Regions from separate parts of the Homo sapiens genome. Here region 1 is linked to region 2. Evidence: chromatin loops called from intact Hi-C (ENCODE). Cell type or tissue: stomach. All regions are shown on one strand. Links, peaks and the distances in the headings refer to the core of each region. The heading gives the core; the rest is flanking DNA.

What was found. A loop is a pair of places that touch in the nucleus more often than their neighbours do. Peaks named below come from ENCODE experiments on the same cell type or tissue, not always from the same donor. Only the 100,000 strongest peaks of a DNase experiment are listed, where the experiment ranks them.
Region 1: a loop joins it to region 2, with 2.4 times the contacts of the local background. A loop is called at or near these places in 3 of 110 quality-filtered maps.

What each region holds. Positions count from the first base shown.
Region 1 is chr13:20,518,622-20,521,443 of GRCh38, forward strand. All of the region lies in intron 1 of CRYL1 (crystallin lambda 1), which reads right to left. Among named protein-coding and RNA genes, the nearest start is that of CRYL1, 5.8 kb to the right of the region's middle. In stomach, for the core only: no CTCF peak of the experiment used is centred there; a DNase peak (open chromatin) is centred at 1,460; H3K27ac peaks cover 1,484 bases.
Region 2 is chr13:20,833,824-20,836,645 of GRCh38, forward strand. All of the region lies in intron 6 of XPO4 (exportin 4), which reads right to left. Among named protein-coding and RNA genes, the nearest start is that of EEF1AKMT1, 61 kb to the left of the region's middle. In stomach, for the core only: no CTCF peak of the experiment used is centred there; no DNase peak of the experiment used is centred there.

The DNA of each region.
Region 1 (2,822 bases), core at 308-2,807, 320 kb before region 2:
TGACTTCTGTTTTTAAAGGGACATTCTAGTTGTCTTACTGAGAATATACTGCAGAAGGGCAAAGATGGAAGTCAGGAGACCAGCTGGGTGTCAGGAGGCTGGTGCCCGATGCGATGGGAGGCGGGACCAGGACGGAGGCAGAGGGGGTGCTGGAAAGGGGTCAGCTGAGAAATGAATGTGCAGTATTTTCACAGTACAGCCAAGAAGAATTGCTGGCGAATTGCATGTGGATGTGAGAAAAAGAAAAATGGAGGACAGTGCCAAGTTTCTTTTGGACAAGAAAGGATGGAGATGTCATTAACTCTGCTGGGAAAGACTAGCAATGGAGCAGATGTTAGGAGGGAAGATCAGTTCAAAACGGGATGTTTTCAGTGAGAAATGCTAAGGGTGGGTCTAGCAAATCGCTGGCTGTAAGTATCCAGGTTCAGAGCCAAGGGCTGGGCTGGGATATTAATTTGGGATTTACTGTAGAGATGTGGTATTAAAAGTGTGTGACTGGGTGAGATCTCTAAGAAAGTGAATATCGATAAAGAAGTCCAAGGATTCAGCCTTGGGACACTCCAACTTTAATGGGGAAGAATATGGGGACAAAAGGGAGTGCCAGTGAGATGGGAGGGGGGTGTAGTCAGGAAAGTGAAGGGAGCTGCCATCTGCATCAAACGCTGCTGATGAACACTTGAACTGAGGATTGACCATTGGGTTTTGCAAGATGAATGGCGGTGGGGACCATGACAAGAGCAGATTTGTGGGATTGATGAAAGACTGCTCAGGGTAGGTTTAAGAGAAAATGAGCCTCTAGCCCTAACTACCAGTTTCAGGAAATGAAGGGATGGTGGAACATGACAAATGACACTACATGGGTTGGGCGCAGTGGCTCACGCCTGTAATCCCAGCACTTTAGGAGGCTGAAGTAGGTACATGGCTTGCACCCAGGAGTTCAAGACCAGCCTGGGCAACATAGCGAGACCCCATCTTGGGAAGGGAAGGGGAGGGGAGGGGAGGGAAGGGATACATTCAGCAAAACCTAGAATATGGGAAATTTTACAGGGCAAATGACTCAAATTCTTCAGTAGATAAACGGCAAGAAAAATTTTACAAAACCAGAGAGGGATGAACAATCTATAGATTGAAAGAGCTAAGAATCTTATTGACTAAATATAACATGTGGGCCTTATTTAGACCCTAAATCAATCAAGCCAAGTATTTAAAAAATTAATCAGGGAACTCTTGAATATGGAAGAGATATTTAAAGATATTACATGAAGATATTAAGGAATTGTGTTAATGTTTTACACATGATGATGCTATTGTGGTTATATAGTTTTAAAACAGTCCATATCTTTTAGATACTATACATGCTGACATATTTACAGACGAAATGATTCAATGCCTGGCATTTGTTTCAGAACAATCCAGAGAAGGGAGAATAACTGAAACCATATTAGCCATGTGTTAATAATTGTTGAAGTTGAGGGGGTGGGGGAAGGTACTTTAAGGTTCATTGCACTGTTCTCTCAACTTTAACACAGTTTGAAATGTTTCCCTAACACAAAGTTAAGAGAGAGAATATGGATAGGAAGAAAGAAACTGGAGACAATATGGATAAGTTTATTAAGTTTTGAGGAGCAATGTGGCAATTACCAGAGGGAAAAATGGGGTCAAGAGAGGGTGCTTTTCTGTTTTCAGGGAACAACTATATGTTTGCTGGCTGCGGGGTCTGAACCCTGGAGAGGGGAAGCAATCATGAGGGAGGGAGCATGGTGCTTTGGTCTGGGGCTAATGCACCTGCCTCCATGGCTTGGGTCTTACCCCGCTGCTGTTGCTCAGGGAAAGGCAGCCCCCTAATCAAACAGGCAGCAAATCCTTGGAATCGCAATTATCTGACCTGAGGGAGGGTAACCATCGGCCAGGATTCTGGCATCAAATATCAGGTGATTGGACTGGGCCCCACTTCCCTTTCAGTCTTGAGATTGGCCCCTTCATTGCAGAGGACCAACAGCAGACCGCTGACCCCTGGGGACCAGCTGGTGTCTTTTCCCCCACCCCTTCACGCCCACACACTCAGTCATTGCTGATTGGACATGGATTGGACACCTGACCCAAAGCAGCCAATCAACTGGCTTAGGAGCACCCTATAACATCTGCAGCCTGGGATGCACAGAGGTGAAACCACTGGGTTTCCTCTCTTGAAAATTGGACCCGGGCCGGGCACGGTGGCTCACGCCTGTAATCCCAGCACTTTGGGAGGCCGAGGTGGGTGGATAACGAGGTCAGGAGATCGAGACCATCCTGTCTAACACGGTGAAACCCCATCTCTACTAAAATATAAATAATTAGCCAGGCGTGGTGGCAGGGGCCTGTAGTCCCAGCTACTCGGGAGGCTGAGGCAGGAGAATCCCGTGAACCCGGAGGCGGAGGTTGCAGTGAGCGGAGATCACGCCACTGCACTCCAGCCTGGGTGAAAGAGCGAGACTCCGTCTCAAAAAAAAAAAAAAAAAAAAAAGGAAAGAAAGAAAGAAGGAAGAAAGGAAGGAAGGAACGAACGAACGAAAAAAAGAAAGAAAGAAAGGAAATAAATTGGACCCAAAATACAGAAAAAAAATCAGTAAGAGGCACTATACTTGAAAGAGGATAACCTTAGGGTTGGCAGTGATGTGCAAGATAAAGTCACAGGGAAGGAAAGAAAAGTGAGCAAGTACAAGGAGAGGGAATCTACAGAGCAAAGGAAGCTACAGAGAGGCACAGGGACCAGATTGCACGGCCCCAGAGCTAGAAAGTTCCCTGGCTTGGTTTTCCTCAGGTTTCTGTTTCAGGTTTCCCTC
Region 2 (2,822 bases), core at 235-2,734:
CAAGGTAGAAGGAAAGCTGGCCTGTGAGTGCAGCTCTACCAGAAGAGCTATGAGAGGGAGGTGGTGATGAGACCGCCCCGGACCCCAGCGCCCACTATCAAATGGGGATGATGGTATGATGGAGGATCACAGGACCAGGACACTTTCTTTGCACAACAGTGATCTAAAACAGAATGAGAAGCAAGTGAATTTTGTCTCCAGAGTCTCAGAGTAACATGGGGCTACAAAGTGCAGAGGAATTCGCTCTCTGGGCCACAGAGTGATTTTTAACATCTACCAAATCACAGAAACTGTGGACTTTGCACCACTGGGTCTGGGTAGGTGGATACTTTCATAAATCACCTGCTGCACATAGAAAAGCTACATATAATAATCCTTAACAAATATAATGGTTTGCAGATAATACAATTATGTATATAATTCATTAGCATTAATAAGCAAGTTCAGCAAGATTACAGGATACAAGATCAACATACAAAAATCATTTGTATTTTTCTCTATATAGTGTGAAAATGAAATTTAAAAAACAATTTACAATTGAATAATAAAAAAATACTCACAAGCCTGGACAACACAGCGAAACTCAACCCCTACAAAAATCAGCCAGGCATCATGATGCGTGCCTATAGTCCCAGTTACTCAAGAGGCTGAAGTTGAGAGGATAGCTTGAGCCCAAGAAGTCGAGGCTGCCAAGAGCCATGATTACACCCCTGCACTCCAGCCTGGGCAACAGGGCGAGACCCAGTCTCAAAAAAAAAATGTACTTAGAATAAATTTAATAATCTTTTGCTCTGGAAACTATAAAACAGTGTTGAAAGAAATAAAAAAAAAAAACCTTTAATAAATAAATCCAGGCCAAGCCCAGTGGCTCATGCCTGTAATCCCAGCACTTTTGGATGCCAAAGCGGGAGGATCACTTGAGCCCAGGAGAGTTTGAGGACAGCCTGGGCAACATAGTGGGATCCTGCCCTACAAAAAAATTTAAAAATTAGCCAGGTGTGGTGATGTGTACCTGTGGTTCTAGCTACTTGGGAGGCTGAGGCAGGAGGACCACTTGAACTCAGAGGTCAAGGCTGCAGTGAGCCATGATCATGCCACTATACCTTAGCCTGGGTGACAGAGCAAGACCCTATCTCTATAAATAATAATTTTTAAAAATCAGAAAACTTAACTTAGTTTTTTGTTTGTTTCTGTTTTAAGAGACAAGGTCTTCCTCTGTTGCCCAGGCTGGGGTGCAGTGGTGCAATCATAGTTCAAGGTAACTTTGAACTCCTAAGCTCAAGCCATACTCCTGCCTTGGCCTCCCAAAGTGCTGAGATTCAGGTGTTAGCCACCATGTGCTGCCTCTACTTTCTTTTTAAAGGGTACAATGCCAGGTACAAATAGACAATAGTTGGAGGAAATACTGATTATTCAAAAAAAGAGAGGACAGAAGAAAATACTTCACAAGGGCTTTACATATATGTGCTTTAAAATTCCATCACTCTCCTTGCAATTCTATCAGTTTAAAAAAATAATGATAAAATAAAATTCCCTCATGCTGACTTCTACCACTGTGTTCCTCCATTTTGAAAGAAACCTAGACAAAGCTGGTCAAATCAGCACTTAATAGCTAAGAAGTATGGATCATCAAGGCAGGCAGTTCACACTACCACAGGGCTGCCTACCTCAACCACGCCCTGGGCTATCTCAACATCTATGTCATTGGCCTAACACCACAATATCACATTTTCTTTCTGAAATCCTGACTTCTCCCCTCAAGCAATAAACAGGTTCATCTAAGCTTAAAGCATAAAACAACATTTCCTTGGCACAAACCCCCATTCCCTTGAGCTGTCAGTTGATGCTCTTCGAAATATCTATATAGTTCAGTTGACCCTTGAATAACACAGGTTTGAACTGCACAGGTCCACTTGTACTTTCACTAGAAGTTACACCAAGTGTGCCTTCCTTTCCTTACCTCCCCTTCACCTCCTCCACTTCTGTCTCTACTATCACTGAGACAGCAAGACCAACCCCTCCTCTTCCTCCTCCTCCTGAGCCTACTCAACTAGAAGACGAAGATGAAGACATTTATGATTGATCCACTTATACTTAATGAACACTAAATATCATTTATCTTCCTTATAATTGTCTTAACAACATTTTCTTTTCTCTAACTTACTTTAAGAATATATTATAGTACATATAAAACATAAAATAAGTACCAACTGACCGTTTATGTTATCAGTAAGTCTTCCAGGCAACAGTAAGCTATTAGTAAAACGTTCTGGGGAGTAAAAAGTTATACTGGAATTTTTGACCGCATGGGGGTTGGTGTCTCTAACCCTCACATTGTTCAAGGGTCAATTGTACTTCACTCTATACTTCATCAATTACTAATTACTACCTGATCACTGAGATACGGCTTTTGCCCCTGTCATTCACATAAACAGACTTCCATATGACCAACTATGTTCTAACTGATATTCGGTGTAGATCAAAAACAATCTACATCTTACCTATCGGTAACAGACGATGTTGACTACCTGATTCCTTGAAACATCATCTATCTTTGCTTTCCAAACACTCCTTGCCTTGTTCTCCCATCCACTTGTCTTAATTGGCTTTCTTATTTTCTTTTGCTTCTTCCTGCTTTTTCACTACTGATGCACCTAAAGGTCCTGACATGGATCCTCTGCTCCTTCTTGGACCACCTCTCCTATTTCCTTAACTTCAATGGCCCCACTCTCCCACAACTTTATCTCCACCCCTAATCTCCCTCTATAATTCTACTAATGGTGCAGTTGACCTGTGTGAAGTGGGTTTCTACACCGTGACAT